Linked DNA regions of Homo sapiens: regions 1, 2, 3, 4, 5 and 7 are each linked to region 6. Evidence: chromatin loops called from intact Hi-C (ENCODE). Cell type or tissue: heart left ventricle. All regions are shown on one strand. Links, peaks and the distances in the headings refer to the core of each region. The heading gives the core; the rest is flanking DNA.

Evidence for each region. Peaks named below come from ENCODE experiments on the same cell type or tissue, not always from the same donor. Only the 100,000 strongest peaks of a DNase experiment are listed, where the experiment ranks them.
Region 1: a loop joins it to region 6, with 4 times the contacts of the local background. A loop is called at or near these places in 39 of 110 quality-filtered maps.
Region 2: a loop joins it to region 6, with 13 times the contacts of the local background. A loop is called at or near these places in 40 of 110 quality-filtered maps.
Region 3: it touches region 6 in a loop (3-fold over the local background); 36 of 110 quality-filtered maps call a loop at or near these places.
Region 4: it touches region 6 in a loop (5-fold over the local background); 3 of 110 quality-filtered maps call a loop at or near these places.
Region 5: it touches region 6 in a loop (4-fold over the local background); 44 of 110 quality-filtered maps call a loop at or near these places.
Region 7: a loop joins it to region 6, with 8 times the contacts of the local background. A loop is called at or near these places in 80 of 110 quality-filtered maps.

Annotation. Positions count from the first base shown.
Region 1 is chr6:47,600,809-47,604,808 of GRCh38, forward strand. The region is part of intron 13 of CD2AP (CD2 associated protein); the gene reads left to right. Among named protein-coding and RNA genes, the nearest start is that of ADGRF4, 96 kb to the right of the region's middle. In heart left ventricle, for the core only: no CTCF peak of the experiment used is centred there; no DNase peak of the experiment used is centred there.
Region 2 is chr6:47,631,134-47,635,890 of GRCh38, forward strand. No RefSeq gene overlaps it. Among named protein-coding and RNA genes, the nearest start is that of ADGRF4, 65 kb to the right of the region's middle. In heart left ventricle, for the core only: CTCF peaks have their summits at 348 (motif pointing right) and 2,296; no DNase peak of the experiment used is centred there.
Region 3 is chr6:47,592,783-47,596,782 of GRCh38, forward strand. It overlaps CD2AP (CD2 associated protein), which reads left to right. Exons shown (of 18, transcript NM_012120.3): 12 at 3,079-3,244. Among named protein-coding and RNA genes, the nearest start is that of ADGRF4, 100 kb to the right of the region's middle. In heart left ventricle, for the core only: no CTCF peak of the experiment used is centred there; no DNase peak of the experiment used is centred there.
Region 4 is chr6:48,763,303-48,768,059 of GRCh38, forward strand. No RefSeq gene overlaps it. Among named protein-coding and RNA genes, the nearest start is that of PTCHD4, 650 kb to the left of the region's middle. RefSeq lists an enhancer at 1,731-2,328. In heart left ventricle, for the core only: a CTCF peak has its summit at 2,271 (motif pointing left); no DNase peak of the experiment used is centred there; H3K27me3 peaks cover 552 bases.
Region 5 is chr6:47,622,987-47,626,986 of GRCh38, forward strand. CD2AP (CD2 associated protein) reads left to right here. Exons shown (of 18, transcript NM_012120.3): 18 at 1,200-4,000. The coding sequence ends at 1,241. Among named protein-coding and RNA genes, the nearest start is that of ADGRF4, 74 kb to the right of the region's middle. In heart left ventricle, for the core only: no CTCF peak of the experiment used is centred there; no DNase peak of the experiment used is centred there.
Region 6 is chr6:47,412,103-47,416,859 of GRCh38, forward strand. No RefSeq gene overlaps it. Among named protein-coding and RNA genes, the nearest start is that of CD2AP, 63 kb to the right of the region's middle. RefSeq lists enhancers at 1,928-1,977, 1,988-2,047, 2,550-2,599. In heart left ventricle, for the core only: a CTCF peak has its summit at 2,076 (motif pointing right); no DNase peak of the experiment used is centred there; H3K4me3 peaks cover 1,318 bases; H3K27ac peaks cover 221 bases.
Region 7 is chr6:47,778,172-47,782,928 of GRCh38, forward strand. OPN5 (opsin 5) reads left to right here and starts at 3,861. Exons shown (of 7, transcript NM_181744.4): 1 at 3,861-4,025. The coding sequence starts at 3,896. In heart left ventricle, for the core only: a CTCF peak has its summit at 2,786 (motif pointing left); no DNase peak of the experiment used is centred there; H3K4me3 peaks cover 211 bases.

The DNA.
Region 1 (4,000 bases), core at 1-4,000, 190 kb after region 6:
GTTTCATAGGTTATAGTTGAAGAAAAGCAGATTATTTGCCCAATTTTAACTCTGGAAACAAAAAAGTTATTGCAACTATATTTTAAATTTTCACAAATTTGGGGGATCTTTATCACATAAGTCTTTAAATGTTGATGGAGTCCCTTTGGGAATTGAAGGAGTAAAATCTGGAATCCACATCTTGCTTTGTATTCATCTTGAATGTTTTACTTAGTTTATGTCAAAGTAATGGAATTTTTTTTAAAATTTAGGTAAATTACAACATTTTCTTTTTTTCGAAACTTTTCCTATATAGTGTCACAACACACTGCCATATTTCTAGTAAAAATAATATATGTAATAATTTCAAACTATTGATGATTGGAAAGTTCTGTTTTTACTTGGTTTGGGGGACCCTATTTCTATCTTTTATACATAGCTGTTATTTACTCCCTATATAGTAAACAGAGACTTTGTGGAACAGGGTGTGAAAACATCTTATTTCTGATTTGTTCTTTTCTTTCAATAAATAAGGAAATAATCTAGAGATGCTGAGACTTAGCCAAGTCAGAAAACTAACAGCTACTTTCAGGCTGCTGTTCTTTATTCCTTCCACTTAATTATACTACCTTTGGTGTACTATACTTAGGCCCTGTAAAGTTCAGAAAATACAGATGTTGGGAATTTAGTTCATGTTAACTGTCAGATTATTCACTGAGCAGGTTTTATATCCTCAGTCGTGTTTTAGGCACAGTTGCATGCTAAGATAAAAGGCATAATTGATGGAAGTCAGTAGTGTATGTCGTAAGCATTAATTCAGAGATTCCTGCTACCTTTTTAAATTAGACGATCATATGTTCCTAGTATTAGTAATATAAAAGTGTTCTACCTCTTCTGTGATGTTAATACTTCAAAAAAAGTATTTTGGCTCAAATACAGCCTCAAATATAATGTGTGAAACTAGCCTTTTTAATATGTTTTAGAAAGTTGAAAACATACATGAAAAACTTATTGAAAATTTCATTATTAGGCAACGTAATAATTTGAGGTTAAATAATAGAAAGTACACTGACTTTGCTGTTAATAAAAGGGGTTTTATTTACTAGTTGATTGCTGATAGTAAGTTTCTTAATGTTTTTTCCCTTAACTAACAATGGAATGATTTAGTACATGTATATGTCTGCTGGAATACCTGACATGGAAGTTATTACAAATGTTATTTTTCCTTCTTTCCTCCCTCCTCCATTGTTTTAAACCCATCCCATTTTGTTTTTGTTCTAATCTATAAAGGATATAAATCCCTGACTTTGTTCACAGATATGATTTTCTTATTTATAAAGTCATATGTAAACGTTTATGTGTATATATAAACTATGTATATAAATGCAGACTGACTTTTGTACATGTAAGAAAGACATATACAGAACACTCAGATTTTCTTTTTTTAATGACATGACATAACTTTTTAGCTTCTTCATATATATTCTCATATATAATGTAGTTTTATAAATATCAGAGCTGTTAAGAACCATGCTTACAATTTTTTTTCTCTATTACAAACACTTCCTCAAAAATTGGTTTAAGGAAAATCTCAGTGCCACTACTAATTAATAATAAAGCTTGTGTGGTCCACATATTTCTAAAATCATACATTATCTGAAAAGTAAAATTATCTTTAACTTAGTTTTAAAATGTAAGATAGAAAATTTTATAGTAACATAGCTGTTATATTAAGAAAGCCCAACTGATGAAGTTTCCTTACAGTGTAGTATTGTTTTTCTGTGATAAGATTTTCTATGATTAAAAGGCAATTTCATGCCTGTGATCACAGCACTTTAGGAGGCCAAAGCAGGAAGATTGCTTGCATCCAGGAGTTAGAGACTAGCCTGGGCAGCATAGTGAGACTAGCCTGGGTAACATAGTGAGACCGTGTCTCTACAGAAAAAAAAAAAAAAGCTGGGCATGATGGTGTGCACCTGTAGTCCCATGGTGTAGCTACTAGGGAGGGAGGCTGAGGTGAGAGGGTTTCTTAAAGCTGAGAGTTGGAGGTTGTAGTGAGCCTTGATCATGCCATTGCTCTCCAGCCTGGGTGATAAAGTGAGACCCTGTCTCAAAAATAAACAAAAAAAAAGCAATTTTAAAGAAACACATTATTCGATGGAAGCATTCATTGTTGAATAAGGAAACACATTTGTTTTTCTTCAAGTTTATTTGATATTTGGTAGTTGATCTATTTTTTAAAAATTACTTTTCCAATATTTCTCATTTCTTCCAGAAATAATTTATGGTGGAATTTTTCTAATAGGTACCTGTTGAGTAGCATATACTATAAAAAGTGAGCCTATATCTAAACTAGAATTTAAAAAAATTTAGTTTCTAATAGTTTCCTTGATCATACCATATTAAAGACTTGTAAGTACCATATAAGGCATTAGTGAATTTTTATTTATGTATGAAATATTTTAAAGATAGTATTGAGTCATATTTTTATAGTGAGATATTTTAAAGTAATATTTAACATATTTTTCTTCTTTGATACCACAGAATTAAAATTGCTTTTCATCGTTGTAATTTCTATCATGGGCTAAAGACTAAAACTTGACTAAAAGTTGATTTAGTTATAACTACATTATGAGATGTCAACATGCTGATTTATTACTCTGGCCTCTTAAAGCACCAAGCCATCCTTTTGGAAACTGTCTTGGTGTTCAGTGAGTAATAAAACAGGACTTTCTGGCTTAATGCATATTGAAATTAATACTAATATTAATTTTTCCCTTTGAAAGACAAAGGAATAAACCTAAAACCTAATATACATCTTGTGTAAGTTAGATAACCTGCAAATAGTTATATGCCAAACATTGAAATGGTTTTATTCATTCTACAGCTGTTCTTTTTTCCTGTTTTGTAAAATAATTATTTTGGTTTAGTCTTTTTTCTAGACATTCCTATCCTTGACTTTTCTTTCCAGATTTTGTTTCCTAGCCTGTTTGCCATGTTTCCCTTCTTACGTGTCAGGAAATTATTCTACCCTTCTCCATTTTGGTAAGATGAAAGTTTATAAAGCAATCAAAATAGTATTTTCAATATAAATAGGTGGTGCACATTGATTTTTCTTTGTAATTTTACTGAAAGTGTACATGTCTGTCTGTCTATTTATTCTAACCCTTTTGGTTTTCCATTTTTAGATACAATGAAATTCATTTTGGAAAAGTTTCCTGATTCGTTTAAAATATTCTTTTGATAATATTTTTTAAGAAAATTGGCAACCATAAAAATCAGTTTATTTTCTCTCCAAATTGGATATTTCATTTTGCTTTTTAAAAATTTTATGTGTTCCTAGCAACGTGCAGATTGTAAGTGGCTGGCAGAGTGACAATGTGATTGCAAAAGCTAAATGATTGTCGTGCCTGTTATGCCACGTGTACAGTGTAAATCCATTGTTATCCCTCTTAGGTAAATTTAAAAGCATTTAGATATGTCATGAGTCCAAAATGTGCACTGTTCCATTTTACTAACCTAATGGCTTAAATGGAGAACCTGAGAGAGTTTTAGAATAGTAAAGTTACTTGTCTTGGTGTCATAGTTCAAAACTGGACATACAGAAGACATTTTACATGAGCATGGTGTATAATTTTGTAAATCTATGTTTTATTTACCCTTTCAGTTTCATTTTTCTTTGTCTTTTCCTGTGTTTTTCTGTTTCTTTTTCTTTCTGCAAGTTGCTTAAATATGCATTTGAAAATAATCTCTACAGGCTAAAATGATTGGATTGTACTTGTTAAGGTTTTTTCTTTGTGGGTTGTTAATGCACACATCAGTGTAAAAGCAATTTTCACCCTTCAAATTACGACATATTTTAACATCTTTTAAAAATACTGATTGCTTTCTTTGTGATATTTACAAATAACATGACATTTAAACATATATTTAAATTCAACCGCCTTCAGATTATATAATGCATTTTTCATTGTCATTTATTATTATGGTTTGTTATATTTCATGATTATTTACAATTATC
Region 2 (4,757 bases), core at 344-4,343, 220 kb after region 6:
CTTACGTAGCTTCCATAAAGAAATTAAATGGGCCAGGCACGGTGGCTCATGCCTGAAATCTCAGTACTTTGGGAGGCTGAGGTGGGAGGATTGCTTGAGCTTAGAGCCCAGTCTGGGCAATATAAGGAGACCTTGTTTCTACTAAAAACAAAACAAAAACAAAAACTAACTGGGTGTGTTGGTGTGCATCTATAGTCTCAGCTACTTGGGAGGCTGAGGCGGGAGGATCGCTTGAGCCCAGGAGGTTGAGGCTGCAGATCGCGCCACTGCACTCCAGCCTGGGCAAGAAAATGAGGCCCTGTCTTTCAAAAAAAAAGAAAAAAGGAAAAAAACAAAATTAAATGACCACTAGATGGCAGTCAAATAAAGCTCAGCTTATATGTGTCTTGAAACCATAAACAGGTAGCAGCTGCAAATAAAATCAGAGAGGGCTCCAACCTTCACCCAGAACTGGGACACAACCAACCCTACTTCCCTAGCCTGATTACTTCCCCAAGCTAAGTGCCACATGATAGGGTAAAAAGAGTTGGGGCCTTGGAATCGAACTGATCTCGCTCTGAAAACTGGCTCTAAAAATGAGTAGCTGTGTGAACTTGGCAAATCACTCAAGTCTTATCCCTTTCCTTATCTAAAGAGACATAAAAACTTTGTTTTGCCAGAATTTAAACCCTTTCCTTCTTGCCGTTTACTCAGGGAAGAGGGAGAAAGGAGGCCCTGAGTTCTGGGAGAACAAGTCAGACAGCAGCAACAAAACCATCTTGCTCTTGTTTGTCATTTCTGTTGGATGTTGACGCCTTGAGGGCTCCTTTGACCCCAGGTTGCTGCAGTGAGTCCTGAACCTTTTCTCACATGTGTTATTTGCCACTTCCTGTCCTTGATTCTCTGGTGGCACCTCCCGTTCCTCCATTTTGTCCTGCAATGTGCTCCTACCACAACCAGGCCAAAGAGAAAGCAAATCCCATTTATGGTTGCTTATGTAACCAGCTCATATAATAGTTTTGTAGTGAGCTTTGTGCTCCAGGCTTCTTAAGGAGTTTCTGGTAGGGCATCTCTGGTTTTGCCACTTCTGTCTTTTTCCTATGTGAAGTCTAGTATAATTCATATAGAGTTGGAGTCTGCCAGTACAGTCCAGAGCCAGTGGTCAGTGGAGAGAGTCTATGGTGCCACGACCATGCCTGAAAAAGTGAATCCATTTTCTGCCCAAATTCTAAGCAGGAAATGACTTTTCTCTCCAAAATGGGGTTAAAATGTCCATATTGTGGTGATGATGTGACTGTAGGGTCACAGAAGCAGAGAATAGTCCTACCCCAGAAGGAACGTGGTCACCTGAAAGACTTCAGAAGTGAAACATGCTATATAGGAGGACAGAGCAAGACAACATCACACAGATCTTTCCACTGACAAAATAGCCAGCCATCTGCAGTATGCTTTAGGGAAAAGCAAAACCTTTCATGGATATCAGTAAGTCTTGACCCAGGGCTTAGACAGTATTTTGAACAAGTGACAAAACTAGTGATTATGATTCTTAATAGTGATAAAAATCCTGGAGTATGAGAAAAACAACATAGTATACATAAAAGTATTCAGGGACCGTTTCCTTAGTCTCACCAAGATTATCACCAGTTCCATGGAGAGAGAGGGAGAAGTAGAGAATGAAATAAAATAATGTATATTCGTTTTAGTCTATTGAATTTGTGAATGTATGTGTAATGCAAAAATGCCTTTATGTTTGTTTATCTTGATCTGAACCTGTGTTCTTACTGAGGCAAGAAAAAAATTGCCATTCAAAGGCTACATTCTCATCTGGCTTATTAATTAATTGATTATTTTTTTTGTACGTGTATGAGATGGAGTCTCACTCTGTTGCCCAGGCTGGAGTGCAGTGGCATGATCTCAGCTCACTACGTCTGCCTCCCGGCTCAAGTGTTTCTTGTGCCTCAGCCTCCCAAGTAGCTAGACTATAGGCATGTGCCACCATGCCCTGCTAATTTTTGTATTTTTAGTAGAGACATGGTTTTGCAATGTTGGCCAGACTGGTCTCAAAAACTCCTGACCTCAAGTGGTCTGCCCGCATTGGCTTCCCAAAGTGCTGGGATTACAGGCATGAGCCACCATGCCCAGCTGTCATCTGGTTTAAATTATAAATCACTGCATATACAAAATAAGTAGCAATCAACATAAAATTCCCTTGGGCTGTTTCTCCTCACTCAGGGATCTGCCTTTGTTCTTAGTGTGGTGTCTGTGTGTGCAAGAAGTGGATACATCCTCTAGGGAGCAGGAGGAGACAAGACTCCGTGTTTCTGAGCCTCTTGCTCTCCTCTGCCCCTTTCCTCCCTAGTTGAGTATTGATGTGAGAAGACATCTCACCTCTTGCCTGGCCCTTGCTCTTGCTCTCTGTGTCGGAACTTCTCTTGTTCAGAACCAGAAGGGCTCTGGATTAGCTTTCTATTGCCGCTGTAATTATCACACAAATTTAGTGGTGCAAAAACAATAGACATGTATTATTTTATATGCTGGAGGTCAGAAGTCTGACATGAATCTCACTGGGCTAAAATTAAGGCTTCCAAAGGAAGCTCTAGGGGGAAAATTCCTTTCCTTGCCTTTTCCAGCTTCTTTAGGCTGCTGGCAATTCTTAGCTCATGGCCCCCTTTCCCCATTTTCAAAGCCACCTGTAGAGGGTTGAGCCCTTCTTAAACTGCAGTCCTCCATCCTTCATGCATAATCACCTCTCCCTGATTCTGTCTCCCTCTCCACTCTTAAAAACCCTTGTGATTACATTTGGCCCACCTGTCTGAAGGCTCTTAATCACATTAGCAAAATCCCTTTTGCCGTGTAAGGTAATGTATTCACAGATTCCTGGGACTAGAATGTGTGTATATATCTAGGTGGCAGTGGTGGTGGTGGGGATTATTCTGCCAGCCACAGGCTCTCTGCTTCCTGTCAGATTGAAATGTTCCTATATTCTAGCCTTCTTTTCCCTATGCTGTGGTATTCACCCTTCCCTTCTTTATGGCAGTAAAGGAAGGCTTCAGACAAAGGATTCAGCTTACCAGTGAGTGAAAGTACTTTTTAGGTGGGGGGTGTTTTAAAAAATCATCCCCAGAATAAATAGTGACTTGCCCAGGGAGTTTTGAGGGGCATTGATGAATACAGTGAAAAGGAAACACTTTACCCTGGGAATAATTCACCATTCCAACAACTAGACTCTTAAAATTAGCTAGACAACTAATTTCATGGTAGATAATGACACTGGAAAGAGGAAGATAATAAGATCCCCTGCTGATCAAATCTGAGCCTGAAGCCTATTTAGTGACTAAGATAAGAAATGAGGTTATCGACTACTTAAACAACAAAGCTGAGGAAAACTGGGTGGTGGACAAAGAAGAGAAAATATAAATTAAAAATTTGAGGGTGAATTTTAGAACTTTAGAAGTAAGTTTTCCTGATGGCTGAGAATTCAAACCAACATACTTTCCTGTCCTTGTGATAAACAATACTGGTACTGGACATTCTTTCCTGTCCCAAGTGAAATACCAAAAGCAAACAAAAATAGATTAGGTACTTGCTCTCCAGGAAATATTTGCTCTTGGAAGATAAAATTCTGAATAAAACAAAATAGCTTATTAAGGGAGAAGACTACCCCTCATATTGTCTTATGCCCAATTTCTGCCTCCAAAGAAAGAAGAAGTAAAAACTAAAAGACAGAAATGAAATCCACAGGCAGAGAGCCCAGCGCCGCACCCTGGGCCTGGTTAAAGATTGACCCCTGACCTAACTGGTTATGTTGTCTATAGATTCCAGACATTGTATGGAAAAGCACTGTGAAAATCCCTGTCCTGTTCTGTTCCATTCTGATTACCAGTGCATGCAGCCCCCAGTCACGTACCCCCTGTTTGCTCAATCAATCACGACCCTCTCACGCAAACCCCCTTAGAGTTGTAAGCCCTTAAAAGGGACAGGAATTGCTCACTCGGGCAGCTCCGTTTTTAGAGACGTGAGTCTTGCCGAAGCTCCTGGCCTAATAAAGCCCTTCCTTCTTTAACTTGGTGTCTGAGGGGTTTTGTCTGTGGCTTGTCCTGCTACATTTCTTGGTTCCCTGACCGGGAAGCGAGGTGATTAACAGACTTCGAGGCAGCCCCTTAGGAGGCTTAGGTCTGCCCTGTGGAACATCCCTGTGGGGGACTCCAGCCAGCTTGAGCAACACGAATCCTGAGAGCGCTCGCGGGTAGGCAATTGCCCTAGTGGAACAGCTCACCAGAGCAGTGCCTGGCAGGCCCCCGTGGAGGATCAACGCAGTGGCTGAACACCGGGAAGGAACTGGCACTAGGAGTCTGGACATCTGAAACTTGGTAAGACTGGTCTTCGGAACTCGCCCACTCCATTTGAGTGGAAGCGTGGCCTGATCACCCATGGCAGCCTGTACCTGCGCTTTGGTTTTTGTTTTTGACTTGACTTGGATTGCTTGATACTTGGGTTTTGGTTTTGACCTGGCTTGGATTTCTTTTTTTATTTTATTTTATTTTTTTATTATACTTTAAGTTCTACGGTACATGTACACAACGTGCAGGTTTTTTACATATGTATACATGTGCCATGTTGGTGTGCTGCACCCATTAACTCATCATTTACATTAGGTATATCTCCTAATGCTATCCCCTCCCCCGACCCTATGACAGGCCCGGTGTGTGGTGTTCCCTACCCTGTGTCCAAGTGTTCTCATTGTTCAATTCCCACCTATGAGTGACAACATACAGTGT
Region 3 (4,000 bases), core at 1-4,000, 180 kb after region 6:
AACTCTGCATCTCTTCCTGCATACCTTGCCTTTTGCATGTGTTCCATTTGGCTGTTCTGAGCTGTATCCTTTATAATAAACTGTTAACAGTGAGTAAAGTGCCTTCCTGAGTTCTGTGAGCTCTTCTAACAAGTTATCAAACCCAAGGAGTGATCATGGGAATCCCCAATTTATAGCCAATTGATCAGAAGTACGAGAGGACAGGACTTGAGATTGGAATCTGAAGTGGGAGCAGTCTTGTGGGTCTGAGCCTTTAACTTGTGGGATCTGATGCTAACCCCAGAAAGACAGTGTCAGAATTGAATTAAATTATAGGACACTCAGCTGGTGCCAGATAATTGGTTGTTGTGGGAATAAATCCCCACACATTTGGTGTCTCAGAGTGTTATGAATCTAGAGAAAAGTATTTTGTTCTTTTTAGACTATGTCACAAAAAGCATATTTAACCAAAGAAAAAATAATTGTACTTTATCAAAATTAAAAACTTATATGCATTAAAGGACATTAAGAAAGTAAAAAGACAACTTACAAAATGGGAGAAATCTTATGAGATTTGCAAGTATCTGGAATATGTAAAGGACTGTTACAACTTAACAACAAAAAGACAAACCTGTTTAAAACTGCAGCACAGGCTGAAATAGGTATTTATCTAAAGGAGATATATAAGTTTTGTTTTTTATAACAAGCATGTTTATAAGCATGCTTGTTATATAAGCACTTGAAAAGATGTTTAACATCATTAATCATGTCAGTAAGCACTTGACAAGATGTTTAATATCATTAGTCTTTAGGGAAATGCAAATCAAAACCACAGCGAGCACCACTTCACACCCACTGAGATGGTTAAAAATTTTTTTAAGAAAGGAAAATAAGTAATAAATGTTTGCAAGGATGTGGAGAAATTGGACTTTTATACATTACTGGTGCAAATAGAAAATGTTTTAGCTACTATGAAAAGCAGTTAGGTGGTTCTTCAGAAAGTTAAACATGGAATTACCATATGACCCAGCAGTTCCAAACGTCCAAGAGAATTGACAACAGACTCTCGTGTATTGTATGTAAATATTCATAGCAGCACTATTTACAGTAGGCAAAAGGTAGAAGGAATCCTCAATGGGTAAACAGATTGTGTTTTATATATGTGTGTGTGTATGTTTAATGGAATATTATTCAGTCACAAAAAGGAATGAAATACTGCTATATGTTATGAAGAGGCTAAACTGCTAAAACATTGGGCTAAGCGAAAGAAGCCAGACACAAAGATAATTGCATGATTCCATGTGTATGAAGTATCCAAAATGGGTAAATCCATAGAAGATAGAAGGCAGGTTGCTGTTTGCCAGGGGTTAACTAATTAATGAGGAAAGGGTTATCTTCTGGGGTGTTGGAAGTGTTTTAGAAGTAGATAAAGGTGGTGGTTGCGTAACATCGTGAATGTACTAAATGGCACTGAATTGTTCATTTTAGAATTTTTAATTTTGTGTTATGTAAATGTCACCTCAACTAAAAAAATAAAATCTAGTACATAAATATGTTGCCATCTTATAGTAGTTATATAATAAGTCAGTACCTTATAGTTGATTTAGTTATGGACATAACCAGGAATGATGAGTCGTATTTTTGTTACCTTTTGATTTCCATGTATTCTTTTTTTTAGACTAACACTACAGAATTTCAAGCTGTTATTTGTGTATTCTGTTAAAATAAATATATTCAATCAGTGAACTTCTCTTTAATTTATATCCTTTGACCATTTTTCTTGGTATGTTATATAAAACATCTCTTAATTTCTAGAAATTTAAGTTTGGCTGGTTGTTATAACTACAAATAGCTTTATTTCGTTATTGATTTCAATTGGAGAGTTTGGTTTTTTACAAATTCCTGGTGGTATAATTATATATAGTACATTGTTACATCTTGAGGCCATATAAAAATAGATTTTTGTACCAAATGATGACCAGAATTTTATAGACTAAGCTATATTTTCATATGATTCAAAGTATTAAATAAGTGGTAAAAGTGAGAAAATAGTATTTTGTATTCATTGTGAAATAAGACTTGTAATTTTTAAAAGGAAGAGGTTTAGCTATGTGCTACGATGTTCAGGTTTTATAATCACCAGTTTCTGGTTGATATGAAATCTTACAGAATTATTTGTGGTCTTGTGATAGACATTTTTTTCAAAGACCAAATAAATTTTGAAAATTATTCAGTATGGTGCTTAGGAGCTTCTTATTTTTGTATATACGTCTTAAGACACATTTTAGCTGACTGCTGTATTATGACTATCTCATGTATGCATGTGTCAATTTTAATACCTATTTATGAGCACCTGAAAGATCAGGAAGCAGGTATGTCATGTGTAATAAAAGAGTACTTGTTGCCTTTTTGGTGATAAAATTGTCTTTATTGACATAGTATAAAATTGTCAAAATTGTTTTTTTCCAGCTTATTTTCTTCTACTTCAAATGGAAATACCCATTTCATTGCATTATTAAATGAAATGGTATTAATAAAATTCTTAGTGCAGTACTAAGAATTACAAATATAAGCCTATAATTCTCTCGTCTGTGGCTAAGCAGTCTTGCCCTAGTTTCTCTTAACATTTGATTTTTTTTTCCTTCACCATCATGCTTTTTAAATTTGAATGTTATATAGGACTTGAGTTTCTACTTGTTTTTAGTTCTCTATATTTCAGTTTCAGAAAATAGTCTGGATTTAAGTCTAGATAATTTTCTGGTTAGAGTAAAATCATGTGTGGTTGTATTTGAGATAGACTACTACACTTAAAAGCAAAGCTTCCTGGGAACATAATAAAAAGCAGGCATTATCTACTAATCGGAAGCTTATTAGTGGTTTTCCTCTCTACCATAATAAACATTTTTTAAAGTTATTTAGGATTATTAAATTAAAATATAACTTTAAAATAAGTAAAACAGTGCACATGTATACAAATACAGAGAATGAAAGTTCATGTCTGCCTCTGTCACACTTTTCCAGCCTGATACAAACTTTTGGAAATAGAAAAACCTAAATAATTTTGATTGTTAATAACTTGTGAAATATTTTAAATCTTAGATGAAAAATCAACACTGGAACAGAAACCTTCTAAACCAGCAGCTCCACAAGTCCCACCCAAGAAACCTACTCCACCTACCAAAGCCAGTAATTTACTGAGATCTTCTGGAACAGTGTACCCAAAGCGACCTGAAAAACCAGTTCCTCCACCACCTCCTATAGCCAAGTAAGTTTTACCTAATTTTAAATTAGCTTACTGATTTACTCACCTTTGACCTTAATGGCTCTATTGCCTTTCTAAATCTCCAGGTATGTTTTTTCTTATTTTTCAGTTATATTTATTTTTAAAATTGACATATACAATTGTGTGTATTTATTGTATACAACATGATGTTTTAAAGCGTATATATAATTCATTGTGGAATGGCTTCGGTAACTGTGATAACCTCACATAGTTAACATTTTTATGATGAGAACACTTAACATTCACTCTTAGCATTTTTAAAGAATGCGGTACATCACATTAACTGCAGTCACTAAAATGTACAATGGATTTCTTAAAACTTATTCCCTCTATCTAACCGTATGTATTCCTTGACCACATCTTCCCACTCCCCTCCAACTCACAACCACTTCAGGCTCTGGTAATCACCATTCTACTCTATTTCTATGGGATCAACTTTTTTAGACTTCACATTTGAGTGGAGAACATGTGGTATTTGTCTTTCTGTGCCTGGCTTATTTGACTTAACATCCTCCAGATTCGTCGATGATGTTGCAAATGGCAGGCTTGCTTTCTTTTTTTATGGCTGAATGGTATTCTTTGTGTATATATGCCACATTTTCTTTATTCATTCATCCATTGATACTTTAGGTTGCTTCCATATTTTGGCTGTTGTGAATAGTGCTGTAGTAAACATGGGAATGCATATATTTCTTTGACATATTGATTTTATTTCCTTTGGATATGGACCCAGTAATG
Region 4 (4,757 bases), core at 453-4,452, 1.4 Mb after region 6:
AAGTAAAGAAGCAGGCTAAGGAATGTGGAGCCATTGCATCAATTGTTCTGAAATACAGCTACCTTTAGCTCAGAGTGTCTCTTTTACAAGAGTGTCTGACCATGAGGTGGGTCCTAGTCTGCTCTACAAATAGTATCCTTTATTATACGTGCCTTAATGTGAAGAGATTGGAATGCATAACTGAATTTGGAGAATTTCAAGCATATGATTACATCATTAAATTTGAAGAATTTTGTATGTTAACTTTAACTAAAGGTCTGAGTTTGAAGGACTTATTAAATATCATTTTCCAGTAAGTACTGAGTGTGTGTATGATCTTACACATGAATCTCACGAAACAAAGTCTGTACCCAGCCTGTCTATTTCAAGGGGATGTCATTCTCTGCCTTGACAGGAAGTCTCTATATCTGAAGGGGTTATGTCTAATGGAATTGCCAGCACACAGGTAAAATTGTGTTACTATAGGTAAGTGTTGCCTTGGCTGTATGCAAGTTACCAATATTGATGGTATTTAGTGGAACATGATGGCTTTTCCAACTATATAAACCTGTGTCGTTATTTTTGCATGGAACTGTTGTCTTGCAAAGTCGTGAAGTAAGGAAGAATATAGCAGATGTTTTATATTTTGCATATAACCACAAGTCTGGTAACACTATGGGCATAAAATTAAGAAACAAATGTTCTAATCACTTTTTTAAAATTTTGCTCTTAGATTATTTCTCTAACCTAACTGAAACTTAGTAGACTCATCCAGAAGATTAAAGTTGGTCTGAGGATTCTTTCTTTCATTTTTAAAATGCTCTCCTTATGTATAGAAATAGCAGACTGTCCAGCACTCTACTGAACTCTAATAAACAAAACTTATATTACCTATGAGAAAGCTGGAACTTTCCAGAATATATGATGAAGTAGCCATTTCTTTTAAGTGATAGTTATTTTCTGATGAAAACCAGAATACTAGTTTATTGAAATAACTTCAGAAACACAACAAACTACTTTAATTAGGAAATAATCTGTCTCAATGTGTCCCATTTGAACTATTATTCTCTATTTAATTTCATCTGGGTCTTATCTATCCAGATTTCCTGTAGCTGATTATAAGTGTATGCCTACAGCTGGTTGTTCTCATATCAGCACTTTATATTTAAAACAACCAAACAAAGCAGAGAGTCCAGGCAAGAGCCCAGATTCTTCTACCCTTCCTACATGAGCTGCAAACATGTATTCAACAATAAGACTGTGGCCGGATACATTTAGTTTCATCGGAATACAGATTTAAAGCTTTTGATAAGTAATACGGTCAGGCACAACAGAAGTCTCCATTTCTCCGTATCCTTCCCATTCCTTTCATTACCCGATGTGCTTCACTCGTCTTTATTATGTGTCTGGTTTCTGAAGTTATTTAATATTGGGAACTCTGATTTGGCAATTGCATGTGTTTTTTTACTGTTGAATTAGTTTTACTCTATTTATTGTGTAGATTTTAATGATCTTGGCAGCAACTTTCTGACACTTGATAGGTAATAAAATTCTGAAACTTAATATAGGAAACCCTACCACTACCTGCTCATAGTGTTGCATAACAAAGTGAGGGGTGTGGTGCCACTAAACACATGCAGAGTTCTATATTTTAAAAATAACCTGCTAGCAGAGAGAAAATATGAAACCATTTTCTGCCTTCTACATATAAAAATTTTAAAATATAAAACCTAAAATCTTCTATAGCCTGGCTGGGATTTCCAACTATGAATAGCAATCACCACACAAAGCATTGATGTAATAAAGGAAAAATAACCACCCTTATTTGGTAAAACTTTAAATGTTAACAGTGCGATTTACAATTCATTTACTTCCATCTTCTTATCACAGTCAAGCATATGAGGACAGAAAAACCTAAAACAGATGGGTAGTTCAATGAATTTCTTAATCTTTTCTAGCTCTTTATCCTCAAAGGAATTTTAAATTCACTATTGTAATGCATATGTCTTGAATCAGGAAAACTGGTAGGGAAACATAGGCAAGTTATTTTCTTTAATTGAAGAGATAATCTGTGTATTTTCATATTTCCAGCGTATCTTTAAAAAACACAGCATTAACATTTAGAGCACTTAGAAAGTAATACAATAATCTGGATTTTCTCGAGTTAGTGGCCTTTCCTCCCAAGGTATTTACAGGGGATTGCCATCTACCAAGTGTGGCTGAATCCCCGGGCAGTCAGACTTCCGAATGCTCGAACGAATAGCTCAAGAGAGCCACCTACTGCTTATATGGATATCCAGTATGGAGAAAAAAAATGTGTCTTCAGTATCAAATTACATCAATGTAATGTTTTTGTCAAATGAAAACAAAAATACTGCTGTGGCTGTGTTAAGAAACAATAGTCAATATATCACATTTTTTTTCATTCATTTATCTATTGATGGACCCTAGGTTGCTTCCAAATCATAGCTATTGTGAATAGTGCTGCAATAAACATGGAATAAAAAAGGAACACTAAATTAGGCTTTAAACTCTTTGAGCTATCCTTGCCACTTCGTACTTTTTGAGGGACTTACCAAAAGCACAGATTACCAAGTAAAAAATGTATGAAATGGTCTCAAGTTCCAGATTTATGTGTTAGACTCTTTATCTCCTTTTCATACTATCATAGAGCATTTTCTGTTGCTCTCATTCTAAGAAGAAAATACAAGACTGAAGGTAGAAGTGTGTATCCCAGAACAAAATGTTTAAAAGACTGGCCAGTTAGCCAGACATGTTGCTGGGATTGCTCCTGTAATCCCAGCACTTTGGGGAGCTGAGTTGGGAGGATAGCTTGAGCCCAAGAGGTAGAGGCTACAGGGATTGGCCGGCATATTGGCAGTGACAGGATAAACTTGGAATAAAGACCAGTGCTGGGATTATTAATTTTATCCCTGCTACTAATAGCTCCTATTTATAGAGTTCTAGATTACAAAACCATGATCAGATGTAATTTTAATAACTACTTCCTTTTTTGTACTTGAAGAATTTGATGCCCACAAAGAAGGTGAAATAATGTATTCAAGGTCATACTATTATCTAGGTCCAGAACATGCTGGAACACAGGGATCCCCGAAGTTTTTATCTAACACGACATCACTATGCCCGCCAGATTCTTCTCAATTACATATCCATTCAGCAGATTTGACCTGTAGCATTACAGGTGAAGTAAGGTTGAGAAATTGATTCAAGTGAGTAATATGTAGCCCTGCACAAAGGGAGTTCCAAGTACCATGGGGTGAAAAACACCCAGATGTGAGTCACACAAAGCAGAATTCAAAGTCCAGATTTCTTTCCTTAACTGACTCAGTCACTTGCTATGATATTTTCATCAAGGGACTTAAATTCTGTGAACATGAGTTTCCCAAAAAGTAAAATTAAAAAAAAATCTATCCTACAGAATTATTTTAAGGATAATACAAATACAGGTTAAATGCTTTGCTCAAGTGGATAGTACATGTGAATTTGGGCTCATATTATTAGTAAATAGATTACCATAACATCAGGTAAAAGAAATGAGAAGCACTAAAAAATGTACTCAATGCTACAGATACTTGATATACAAATATGAATATTATAGAAGTATTTATACTGTGTATGTTCCCCTGCTTAAAAATATAGACTTTCAGACTCAGAAGACATTAAAATTAAATCTAGACACCTTTTGCTGCCATCTCACCATTACTACTCTGAGGCTTAAGTTCTTTTACTCATGACTTACATTTTTTAGAGCCCTAATAATACTTTTCAATAATAACTTCATTTATTTATCCCACAGATGAAGCAATGAGCAAATTGTGAAATAAATCATCTTTACCTGCAGGGAGTACATTCCAAGTTACTACACAACTTCCACTCTATCAATTAATATACATCACCTCCATTTGCTTGAACACCTTGAAAAATAACACCATGAATACAAGGATCTATCTTGTGTGCACTGGAAATGCTAATAACATCAATGTTTTCACTCTTATATGCATCCAATATAATTATCCAATACAATATTTATAACTTCAAATTTTCCATTTTGAGGAAGCATGTATGAGATTAAGATTTTTCTACATCAATTTCTCTTCAAGAACAAACTAATATAGAGAAAAATATATAACAATACATGGGAAACTTTTTGTTCCAGTGTCTTTGAGATTTTATTTTGTTTTGTAAATCATCCACTCATAGTTTGTGGAAGATTTAACACTTGATGTAGTGATGTTCTTTATCTCTTGATTGATTTTCTTGCTTTAATATGTTTCTAGCAATATTTTAATAACTATAGAATCACCTTCTTTTAAAGTTTTATTTCTTGTTGAAAATTATTCCTGATAACAAACTTTACATTTGAGGGATCACCATTAGGTTGTAGAAGAACTATTATGAAATTAGGAAACTATTATTGGAAAATTATAATTAGGAAATTATAACTATAAAGTTAGTAACAAATCCTAAGGAGCAGATGTACTTAATATATGACTTTATGTTAAGTTAAAAATTAATTTGTAATTAAAATGAAATTGGATGAGGAGGAGTATTTAGAAATCATGACTTACATTAATGAAACATTCTGGATTGCATTTGTATTACTCTCAGAATGTGTTGAGTGTATTAAATAACATTATACTCAATATTACAAATGATGTTTGGGAAAGAAGACATATGGAGAGAAGGCCGATGACTTTCCTACCATTCATTAGGTGTTTGTTATTAGCCATTACTTATTAGCTATTACACACACACGC
Region 5 (4,000 bases), core at 1-4,000, 210 kb after region 6:
ACCGCTTTCTGTATCTTTGGAATAAAGACTTTAATAACAGATCGGGCTGACAATGAAAGCTATCGTCTCAATCCAAATTGAAGACAGGCTTGTTGTAGTCCAGTGCTGCTAAAACATTGAGCTAATCATCATAATATTTACAGAATCATATCAAGGAAGATCCTGAAATTAATAAACGGTTCTTGAGTAGTTATAATCCTTTAGGAGATTGTGAACATATAAAAATTATACTTTTTGACTATGGCAAAGTCCTAATCGTTTAATAATGTGCTGTTTGTCGAAGCTAGCCAAAGCATGTATTGTTTATGTGCACTCTTGAGGAAGGTGATGCCATCAGGATAAGGCAAGGCCTATATATTTCCTCATGCAGGGAAAGGTTAAAGATGATCAAAATGTTATAGAATTGAGAAGAGAAATCAATATAAAAACCATGGGCTTTAAAGCCCTAAATCTTACCATGACAAGTCCTGTGTCACTTGTTAGTGTGGAACATTGGCATCCTGTTTAATGTCTTTGAGCCTCAACCTAGCCATTTGAATATGGCAGTATTGAATAACTCTGTGTAGTTATTGTGCAAACTTAATGAAATGATCTCCTTCTTCATAAATTCCTTAAGTTATGAATTTCCTTCTGCCTAAAGGTGGAACTATATCAAGCACCTTGACTGAATCTTAGATATATTCCTGGGCTTTAAGATATTTAATGTAGTATATACTGGTTACAGATAAGTAAATTGAAACCAAGTCAAGTGATTTAACAATAATTATAATTATAATTAAGTATAATTAGTGAAAAACATGGAACTAAACAGGTCTCTATTCTTTTTACTGTTGTTTATGTATCCTTTGTTTAATTATAGATACATGTACATTTCTTAATTTGGTTTCAAGGATTCTTTTGTTCTTTGTAGGACTGACTGATTTTTTTACAGCTTTAATTTTAAATGCTCACATGACTTAACATTTGTTCTGGCTGAAAGGGCTATAATTGCTTTTTTCTTATTGTAACTGCCATTTAGGAACTTGCATTGTACTGTTGAAACTTTATTCAACCAAATTATAGCATGGGAAACTGGATTTTAGGTCTGGAAAAAAAGTCTGAAGGCTTGAAAGTATGATCACATCTTAATGACATAGAGTAAAATAAACTACTAAACTAAGGATATTTTATGTTTGCTCAATTTATGTTTTTTGTTTTAGATGGAAATAGAGAAGCTGAAAAAAGCTGTCCTGTCTTCTTGAGTGGTGTGGACCTGGTGTTCATAATGTTCCAGGGATTCAGAAGCAACGCTATGAACTTCAGCTGACTTGTTACTTAAAAATTGTGAATTCTGTTGTTGTGATAAATATGAGCAAATGAAGTGTAATATCTATAGAAAAGTAGAGTGAGGGTGAATTTATATATATATTTTGTTTTGCCAATATGAAGAAAAAGAGGCCTTATTTCTTAACTGTGCTGGGATTGCAAACACTTTTTAAAAAATTGTTTGCTTGAAAATACTACTGAATATAAATAAGAATGTGCACAGTAGTTTTTTTATTGAAACTTGTATTATTTTTAAAGAGATCTATACTATAAATATGGTGATATATTTACAAGTAATCTGTTAAGATATACTATTTGAGAGGGACAGATTAGCCTTTTAGTAACTATAGTCACTACTTTTTCCATAATGCATAAGGGATATAAACTCTGTGTGTGTGTGTGTGTGTGTGTGTGTGTGTGTGTGTGTGTGTATATATATATATATATTTTTACTTTTATCCTCTTACCGAAGGTTACACTGTTGTGCCTGTTTGTCTGCAATGCTGTTTATATTTTGGGTGATGAAATAGGAGTTTCCTAGCTATATAAACCAGATTACTCACCCATGCATATAGTAAGAACTAATGAATAATCAAAATAATTTCATCAACTTTTAGAATATTTTATGTTGCTTGCACTATAGGAGTCATAAAAGGAACTTAGTTAAAATATGTTGGATTGTTAAACATTTGGGGAAATATGAACTGTATTTTAAATTTGTTAGGTCTGAAGAATCTAAAACTGTTAATTTAACCCTTAACTTGTGCCTAGAAACTACAGCACATATAAAATATGTAAACACCAGCCTGTTGCTGTACTTTTCTGCTTATTTTACAGCCTCAAATATTTCTCATTATCTTGTCACTTAGTTCTTCATGTTTCTCCTTCTGACTTTTAATAATGGTAATAGGAAAACAAAACCCAAAGCTTTTCAGAACTTCAGTGTGAGGTTTCCTATTTTGACAAGTTAACTTGTAAATACTCAGGTTTTACGATGTATAATTTACCTAATAGACCAAACTAACTCATGGAGATATTTTGAACTATTATTTAGGTACAAACTTTATAAAGAATGTTAGTATGTCATAAAATATAACATTACAGCTTATTTAAAACCAAATATAGTTGAACATATTTAAAATACATTTTCACAGAATGGATGAATTAGTTGTTTCTTCAGAGTTACTTATGAACAGTTGAATGCTTTAAAATGTTCTGTCTGTAGGTAACATCTAAAACACAAGTGGGTTTATTTAAATTTTTAAAATTTGAAATTTTTTATTTGCAAAAAATTGTTTTATGCTTTATTATATCGCAAATGAGTGTCAGATTTTTGAGTACCAATGATCATGCTTCCATTTTTTTTAGTTTTAAACCACCAAACCAATATTTTTCCTTTAAATTTTAATCTTATAATATAGAAATCTTATGTAAATGAAATTTTGTCATGTTTCAAATAAAGAGAACTGAAGTAGAAAATAGAAATGCCAGTAAACAACATAATGTTTAATTTACAACTTACATTAGGGGTTTGGGGGAATGCTAATTATATATTGAGAATATACATTAGAACTCTTCAAAATGGGCTCTTCTAATGAGGTCACTACTGAACAAAATTGTTCCCTCTTCTGTTAAATAGAATAGGTTTAAATGACTAGTCAAATGAATTATTTTCTTCTTGTTAAATAAATTAAATCTTACTTTCTTTTAATGACCAACCTTAGGTAAAACAAAAATATTGTAATCCTAGAAATTATCCTCCAGCTTTCTCACCTGAAAATCTATTGAAGTGATCCCTGGTCATCCTAATAATGGGATGAGGGAAGTTTCCAGCAGATTTCAGGCTGTTCTTAAAGTTTTTGTTGGTCATTTTCTCAATAGTACATGAAATCAAGATGCTTATGAGCATGGAAATGTATTTAAAGTTTTTGCTTGTGTCCTCCTCAGTCAGAATAGAAAAGTAACTGAAATACTTTTACCTTTCTGTCCTTGATAAAATAGTAAAGAAAACCAAACAAACCCAGGCCTGATGGGAAAAATGATTCCTTTATTCTAGCAACTTACTTTCTGTTGGTATGGGAAATGTTATTAATTTCTATTACTAAAGTTCATATCACAAAATGATATTTAATAATAACCTTGGGGTAAATCATGAATTTTTTTTCTACGTGTGAGTATAAAAGACAAAAGTTGAACAGCATGGAATCTCATTGCCAAATTATTAGTGAATGTATAGTTCAGGTATTCTTTGAGACACACAGTATCATTAATTTCTGAATTGTATTTCAGTGTTATTTTTTGTTTGTGACCACTAAGCTTCTGTCTTAATACAAAGCTGTTACCTTCTACAGAATTTAAGTCTGAAGATGTAAAGAGAGAACAGGCCTTGTGTAACAGAAGATACTCTTTTTTATGCTCCTTACTGTGATCACAGAAAAATTAAAAATCCAAGTGCTCTCTAGATTTGTTGATAAACATTTTATGCTTGCATTTAAACTTGAAATGTATGAGCAGAATGAGACAATCAGTTAAATCAGAAATGAGAAGTATTATAATGTAAAGGCCTTGTTTTGCTGTAGCAATAAAATGACCAAGTGCAATGACTTGATTTAATAAAATCATATTTTAAAAGTTGCTGCTATGAATATTTTTGGCTATAAAATTTTACCCTGACTTGCTTTCAATAACTGTTACG
Region 6 (4,757 bases), core at 376-4,375:
CAAACCTGTGTGGTAATGGCAGAGGTATAGACACATATATCAATGGGCCAGAAAAAGGCACTCAGAAAAAGACCTAAATAAATATGCCTGGTTGATTTTTGACAAAAATAAAAAAGCAATTCAATGGAGGAAAGATAGGCTTTTAAAATAAACTTTTGATTTCAGAATACTTTTTGAGTCATAGAAAACTTGTGAAGATAGGACAGAGAGTTTCTATATATCTCATTTACTAATTTCCTCTGTTATTAACATCTTGCATTCGTATGGTATATTTCTTACAATTAATAGGCCGATATTAAAACATTATTATTGGCTGGGCACAGTGACTTATGCCTGTAATCCCTGCACTTTGAGAGGCTGAGGTGGGAGAACTGATTGAGGCCAGGAGTTCAAGACCAGCCTGGGCAATATTGCAAGGTTCCATCTCTACAAAAAACATTATTTTATAAAAGTTAGCCAGGTGTGGTAACACACATTTGTGGTCCCAGATGCTCAGGAGGCTGAGGTGGGAGGATCACTTGAGCCCAGGAGTTTGAGGCATGGGGTGGGAATGGGAAGTGACTGTAAGTGAGGGCAAAGTTTCTTTTTGGGCTGAAGAAAATGTTCTAAAATTAGATTGTAGTGATGGTCATATAACTTTATAAGTCTGCTAAAAAGTCACTGAATTGGCCACACATGGTAGCTCACACCTGTAATCCCAATGCTTTGAGAAGCCAAGGCAAGAGGATGGCTTAAGGCTAGGAATTCAAGACCAGCCTGGGCAACATAGTGAGCCCTCATCTCTACAAAAATAAAAATAAAAATTAGCCTGGTGTGGTGGTGCATGCCTGTAGTTCCAGCTACTCTGGAGGCTGTGGCAGGAGGATCACTTGATCCCAGAAGTTTGAGGCTTCAGTGAGCTATGATCACTTCACTGTACTCCACTGGGCAACAGAGGGGACGCTGTCTCTAAAAAATAAATAAATAAAAATAAAAATCACTGAGTTGTAAGCTTTAAACGAGTGAATTTTATTCACCAAAAAAGCTATCTTTAAAAACAAACTATAAACAGAGAAGTCTCTCTTCTATTCCTGTCCTAGACCCCGTTCTCTCCCATCCCCACAGAAAATCATTTTTATTAGTTTTTGGCTTGCCCTACCAGTTTTACTTTGGCAAATGTAAGCAAGTACAAATACATTAAGTGATTTTAAAATTTTGCCTTAAATACTGGCAATTGACAAAAGCAGCTCTATCTAATTGAGAGGTAAGAAGGAACTCCCTGTAAACCTTTTAGAGATTCTAAAAGGACACTTCTGGGGCTCCACAAAAGTTTTAAAGTTTACAACATTAGTTTCAGCGTGTCCAATTACTTCGGAAAACATATGGCTTTTGGCCAGATGTGGTAGCTCATGCCTGTAATCCCAGCACTTTGGGAGGCCAAGGCGGGCAGATCACCTGAGGTCGGGAGTTCAAGACCAGCCTGGCCAACATGGTGAAACCGTGTCTCTACTAAAAACACAAAAATTAGCTGGGCATGGTGGTGCATGCCTCTAATCTCAGCTACTCAGGAGGCTGAGGCAGGAGAATCACTTGAACCCAGGAGGTGGAGGTTGCTGTGAGCTGAGATTGTGCCACTGCACTCCAGCCTGGGTGACAAAGAGAGACTCTGCCTCACAAAAAATAAAAAATAAAAAAAATACGGCTTTTATTAATTTGAGTGAAGGGGTTCACAAATTAACAACAACAAGAAGGAGAGAGAATGCAGATGACAAAATTGCCTTGTGGGAGACCCAGACAGATACAATTAGCAACAGTTGGGAGGGAAGGTTGTAAGTGAAAGGGGCTTGAAAGAGAGAGAGAGAGTTTGTGTGTGTGTGTTGTCTGTGTGTGTGTGTTGTCTGTGTGTGTGTTGTGTCTATCCATCTGTGTAAGAAAGACATTATCTTTAGAGGCTTTTGCTAAGCTGTTCATGATGAGTATCTGAAAGAAGGTCGGGTGTATACCAAGTTCTTCACGCTAATGAGAGAGGAAGAAAGAAGGAAAAGGAAGAAGTCATGCATTTGCCAGTTTCCCATATTGGCCACTAGATGGCAACACCAACCCAAGACAGTCCTCTTCTGAGATGAGAGAAAAGGGTTGTATAGGATTAAGTACACAATTAGTTTGAATAACTTATTCCTATATACCACAGTTTTCAGTCAAGTATTCTTACCTCAGGAAGGGCATGTATAAGTTTATACATGTTTAAATGTATACGTGCATCTAAGAATACAAGCCAGGCAGGCAGACAGAATGCAAAATCTCCACAATGGTTGCTGACATTCTTTGCACTCACTAAATCTTACATATACGGAATTTCTTGACATAAAAATGGATTAGGTCTCAAAAGCGAGAAATGGTAAGGCATTTACTATTTACCGTCTTCAGACCATAAAACCTCTTTAAACTGCAACTTTACTGTCAGCACCTTAGAATCTAAACATAACGTTTCAAAACGTTTCCATGGAGAAGGTTTTGATTTCAACTTAGCATGCCAACAGACCATTTTCTTGTCTTCCCATTGTCTACGTGGTGGAAATTTCTTCAGCTGTAAGCCAGACTGGAAACTTGTAGCCCAATGGGTGTCAAGGATAAAAGGTGTGGTAAGCTCCTTATTCCCTTGTTATTGAGGTGGGACCATCGGCTTCCATTTTCAGTGGTGTTTCCATAAAGATTTTCATCTTCTCCAGCGCCCGAGGCATCAGAAGAATTTATGTGACCCCAAGATCACCTTGAAACCATATTACCGGTTTATGGTTTCCTAAAAGCTTTTTGTGTGATTAGGTTTCGTTTTACTGTTAATCACAACAAGAAACAGGAAGTGGGTAAAAACACCAAAGAGAAAGTTGCAAAGTTTCAAACAATTCCACCATAAATAGTCGCACAATGAGAGTTGTCCCTAGATTTCACTGGAATGTAAATAAAAGCCTTGATCATTCTCACTGCTCGACAGCCACAGTTTCACTTTGTTCTTCATGGCTCTGCCAACCCTCTGAAACTCTCAGTCACGGGGACTGTGCTCTCAGCTTTCCTCCAAGAGATTTCTCCACTGCCATTGCCTCCTGTTTTTTCTTACCTCCTTTTATTTAATATTTACAGGAAAAGCTGTTGATATATGTGGAATGTTTGAGGATACAAAATGAATTAAATGATATTTAATGACATTTGGAAGAAAACCCAGATTTTCCACCCAAGTTTTTCTTCCTCAAAAAGAAAGGCCATTGTGTGCTCTTTCTTACTAGAGTGGGGGATGAAGAGTCCATTGCAAAGTGAAGACTTGGTCCAAAGCTGACCATGCTACAGGCTAGAGACACGGGCAGTCACAGGAAGGGTATGGCATGATGTCTAATATATACTGCACATTCCATATGTTCTATAGTATGCTATTCAAGATCTGCATAATCAAGAAATATTTTCCAATTTAAATTAATTAATGCTGGTCTGGTTTGAATTAGTAGAGAGAAAAAAGTCTAAATTAAATATATTATCAAAGCCTGGGCAACCCAACAAGATCTCATCTCTACAAAAAATAAAGAAATAAAATGAAATAAAAAAATTAGCCAGGCATGGTGGCACATGCCTGTTGTCCCAGCTACTAGGAAGGCTGAGGCAGGAGGATTGCTTGAATCCAGGAAGTCAAGGCTGCAGTAAGTTGTGATCATGTCACTGCACACCAGCAGAGGTGACAGAGAAAGATCCTGTCTGTAAAAAATAAATAAATAAATAAATAAAGGTAGATGCTGCCAATGTCTCAGCCTTTATGATGTCCACCTGCCAGCATCAGGGTCCCTTTGCCCAAAGATTTTCTCTGACCACTGGAGTGCACTTTGCTGCACCAGGCTTAGGGAAATGAACAGATATCTGGGAAGTATTCCTTAAAAAATGACTGATGGGAACTGGTGAGGCAAGACTTCAGCTCATTCACCCCACTGAGGAAATAGCTCTGAGGTTTGTGTTATTCTGGATCTCCAGAGTTGCCAGCTGGATTAAGTTCCAATTGTCCATTACAGTAACTGGCTTGATAACACAGACCATTTATTAGTCTTCAATTCCTTGCCTCTCTTGCCCACTCACTAACAGTATTTCTTGAGATACTGTAATCACCCAACAGGTTCTTCCTGCCAGCGGCACAGACAAAACCAATTCACTGGGACCATGGTATTGCAGTAAAGAAAGAGTTTAATTAACAAAAAGCTGGCCAGGCAGAAGAAGTGGAGCTATCACTCAAATCAGTCTCCCTTAGAACTCAGACCCTATGGTTTTTATGGATAATTTGGTGGGCAGGGGGCTAGGGAATTGATACAGCTGATTGGTTGGAAGTGAAATTATTGGGGTGTGGGAGATGGTGCTCAAGCCTTAAGTCAGCCTCTGAGAGGTGGGGGTCACAGGACCAGTTAAGTCATGAGTCACAGGTCTGGTAGGGTCAGTCAGTTGCTGCAGTGCAAAAACCTGAAAAATATCTCAAAAGACCACTCTTAGGTTTTACAATAGTCATGTTATCTTTGGGAGCAATTGGGAAAGTCACAAATTTTGTGACCTCTGGCTACATGACTCCTGAGCAGTAAATGATTATGGAAACTACGCCTACATATTAGCAGACTTCAGGGCCTTCTATAATCTTAGCCTCATGGCCTTTTGTTAGTTTTCCACCCTTGAGCAAGGAGTGGTTAGTTCCAGGGAAGGGCTACTATCATCCTTGCTTTCAAGTTAAACTATAGACTAAATTCCTCCCATAGTTA
Region 7 (4,757 bases), core at 318-4,317, 370 kb after region 6:
TGCAAGAAAGGCAAGCTTCCATGGTTACAAAATTCGACAAACTGATCCTCTTGGAAATAATATCATAGACCCTGGAAGTTGTACCCAGACTACAGTACCTAAAGAATAGCTACAATACAAAATACAACAATAACAATATACAAAAAATAAAAAATAAGTACATAAGAGATTCAGATATGCAGCTGATTGGGAACCATTGGTTTGATCATAGGATGCCATCCCAGGGAACTGGGGGATGTGGTGTTGAGGGCCCTGACCACCTGGGAAGGTAGATAGGACAGCATCTATCTACTATGGGCGGTAGGCAATCTTCAAATACAGGAGGTAAAAGAGGGAAGGAATCGACAAATGACTATTTTATTTACACAATGAGGTAATTCAGGCACATTCAATACTGAAAAAGAAACTCTCTAAAACATATCTCTGAACAAATTCAGTCATGACTATGTGTTGCATTTATTATTTTAAGTAGTACAGTTAGTGTTCTGCAAAAATATTTATGATGGTTGCATTGCTATAGCCTGTTTTCAGCAAAAAGTATAATTCTGTATCAATGATGAAATAGCACCTCAACAAAATAATGATAATGATCCCATACTATGCACTGGTACCTCTAATTTCTTTATGAACTGAAAGTTATTTTACTCATGTGTAGGTAAACCAGAGGAAGAATTAGGTAAATTAAGTGGATTAATTTCTCCTAGGAGTATTTTAGTAGTGACTGAAGGAGCCAGTTTTATATTCTGAAGGATGTAGACTTTGGATAAAAGCTTGAAGGTCAAGTGGAATTTGGATAGACTGAGAAGAAATGGAACACAAATTACATATGGGGAAAATAAGTGTAAAGTGTGAAGTTGAAAAATGAGTTTGTAATGTATAAAGAAGAGTGGAAAAAAAAAGAATTCCCAAATAACCATGTATTTAGGATTCTCTGCCTCTTTCTCGCAGTGTTCCTCAGGAAGAGTTGTGTCTAAGTTGTGTCTTTGAAAAGAACTAGAAACTCTCAAACACTGTATTTCCAAACTTAAACAATAGCATTAATTTTGATCAGTGTCAGAAAAAAAATAAGTCCACCTATGATATGTCAAAAGCAACTCTTCTGCCAGGCAGGCAAGGCTCTACAGGACAAGATCCCATTTTACCAAGCCAAGATGGCTACCACTTCTCTCCATGATGAACTCTGTTCCCATGGAACAACTCTTTTTCCATCCCTTATACACTTTATGTTCATTTTTTCCTCCAAATCTTAGCTCATGTCATTTTCTTACTGAAAATATTCTCTACTGTTTTCGTTGCTTATTAAAGCCCCTTGGGGGCTCAAGTGAAGTTTTATGTTATCATTTTCATTATTAACATATCGAGTCTTAGGCTGTGCAAGGCCTGGGTACTTCTCGATATAGGAAGGACACTTCTTGATATTACACACACAGTCTAGTTAATTCCTCAGAAAATAGTATTATTTCCTTGCTTTAAAAATTATTGTCTAGGCCAGGTTCAGTGGCTCACACTTGTAATCCCAGGACTTTGGGAGGCTAAAGTGGGAGGAGCCCTTGACCCCAGGACGGGAGTTTGAGATCAGCCTGGGAACCATAGAGAGATACTGTCTCTACAAATAATAATAATAAAAAAAATTAGCTAGGTGTTGTGGCGTGTGCCATGGTCCCAGCTAGTCGGGAGGCTAAGTTGGGAGGATCACCTGAGCCTAGGAGGTCGAGGATGCAGTGAGCACTGATCACATCGCTGCACTCCAGCCTGGGCAACAGAGTGAGACCCTATCTCAAAAAAATTCTCTAAAACCAAGTAAAGCAGCATTTTATTGTTTTATATTCTTGTATTATTATTATATTTTCTGACCATTAGTTGCATCTTTTCTCTGTCCAGAAAATGATAGATACCCTCCCTAAGTCTAGATAACATGGTAAACCTCTGTTGTCCTACCTCATAATGCTGGGTTTGTAGTAGATGTTCAGTGAATACTTGAGTTAACACACAAGCATCCATTGATTCAGCATGGGACCCTGAGGAAATCTCTTATACAATAGCTATATCTTGATGGATAGGCAAGTTTGGGAAAAGTAAGCATCTCAGCATATAATAAATATACAGGACCCCCCATTCATAATATGCTTTCGAGTCCGATATCCTATTGCTCCTACAACAAGCATGAGTGACAGGTAAGAAGGAGACTGCCCATTTTACAGATGAAGTGGTTGCAGTTCAGAAAGTTTAAATGATTTGCTCAAGATCAGAGGGTGGGTATCACAGCTGGACTCCAACCTTCATCTTATGATTCTGAAGCTAAGGTGGAGGACAGGACTGGACAGCCAGTTGGGCGGGGGCAATCTTTGGGGAGGAGAGAGTTTACCAGAACAAGAGGCAGTCAAAGGGGAATCAGGAGTTTGAAAGGTAAAGATAAACTTTCACCTGGGGTAGGTCTTGGGATGTGGTGCATCTGGCAGCCAAAGATTTCTCCTACAGCTTTCTAACCATCTCAGGGAGAAGGATTTGGAATGAACATTAGCACATGACTGTCCTCAAACTGTGTGTAGGAGACTGTAGTTTCAGCCAACTGGCCACTGAAAGGGTCACTAGCCTTCCTCTGTAAGCTGTAAGTTGGCAGTTAGAAAGGGGTTAAATTCATGTCTTTTGCGAAGGTGAATTACATGGTTAGATATGTGCCGATCACCCTGTCACCGCCTGTGGGGCACACAACTCTGTGTTCCACTTGCTGTCTCATATAATGCCCGAAATTGTTGCCTAGAGAGCTGAACAGTGACATCTGTTGGTTCGATTTGAAATAGGCAAGTTCAAAAGAGAAACAGCCACACTAGTATTTCTTCCCCTTTCAAAACAAATAGGAACAATCATGACAAAGGAATGACCCTTCCAAAGGAAGTTTTAACATCAGCAGCATACTTTATCTGAAGAACAACACACGACTCCAAGTTTCAGGATGAGGGATATCATGTGACTTTTATTTTTGCAGAAAGCCCATCAAAGACTTTGTGTAAACCTTTTAAAACTCCAATTCAAAAGAAACAGTACTAAGACCTGTGTATCTGAGAAATTCCTCAATGCTCAAGATTTCATCCAGAAGCATAAATGAGCAAATAGAAAGTATGGATTTGGGGCAGTGGTGAGAAATAATGAAATTGCTTTCTGCTCTAGGAAACTTGAGAAACAAACCTTCCTGTGGATGTGCCTGTGAGTTACAACCCAGCTTGAATCCTTTCTAAATAGCTCCAAATTTCAAGATCACTTTGACAATCACCTAGCTCTTAGCTTCAATTAATTAAGTGTCCATGTTCCTTTGTACTGAATGCTCTATTTCTTTCCTTACAAAACTCTAAACCTCATTGAATGTACAATGGAAATGATTTTCTGGGAAATCTGGATAATCAAAAAATACTATATTCTGACAAGTTATATATATACATATGTAAATTTTTTATATATTATATATAATTTATATACATAAATTATATATATATAGTGTGTGTGTGTGTATGTGTGCACACTCCATACAATATCATTTCCTGCTCAGACCTTTACAAAAATTGCTAAGAAACAGTAAATTGCACAGTTTGGCCTTCAACCTTTTAATCACCCCAAGGAGAAAAGAAGTGGCTCAAAGAGTAGCATGAGAAAACAGAGGAGAAAATGAAGGCTTGGATAATCTGCCAACCGAATAACTGAGTAATGACATAATTGGATCATTGAAAAAAATGTTAAAATTTTTACCAGTTATTAATTAGAGAATCATGCATGACCCTGGGAACTTGCTTTTTGTTTTAAAACAGGAGCCACGATTATGAAATGGTTCAAGCTGGCTTATTCAGGTCTGCTGAGATCTCTACTGGTTTGCTTTTCAGATCCCTCGTGGTTCGAGAACAGAATGGCGTTAAATCACACTGCCCTGCCTCAGGACGAGCGCCTGCCCCATTACCTTCGAGATGGGGATCCTTTTGCTTCCAAACTTTCTTGGGAAGCGGATTTAGTGGCTGGCTTTTACCTAACAATAATTGGTAAGCTTCCTTAATTCTTCTGTGCAAAGGCTGCATTTAGAAAATTCATGGGCTGATATGTTAATTTTGTGAAAGGATTCTGATACTTAAGTGGATAGTTTAGTGGAGGCGAAGAGTGGGGAAAGGCAGAAGATGGAATGGCATTATGGCATTCAATAAATGTTTCCTAGAAATGACTCTTTATTATCATTATTATTAGGAATAAAATTCCATTGATAATCCAAGAACTCTTACAGCAAAATTATTTATCCATTTCATTTTGGTTACTTTGGGAGTAGATTTACTTTCTGAATACCAAAATTAATGATAATGATATTTTATTTAAACAGAGTGCTTTTTAAATAATGTTTTTGACATAATCATAAGTTTTAGGTTGAGAATGGGCCTTAAAAATAATCTAGGTCAGTCTCCTGTTCTCACAACTGTGCAAAACTCAATTGTGCTATTGTGCTATAGTACTATAGTAATGGCAGAAACACTGAGTTTACTTCACCTAAAAGTAAAGTCGCATCAAAATAGCTAAGCCATTTTGGTGACAGTTGAAAAATGTGTTGGTGATAAATGGAAGAAAGTCCGGGGTCAAAAGATTTTTGTGCATAATTGACGAAAGGGTGCACCTGCTTCTAGACTGCATGATCTCATTCATTCAGTAGCCACATGTGGCTTTTCCAAATTGAAAGTTGCTGTAGTGTAAATACTCACCAGATACTGAAGGCTCAGTACAACAAAAAG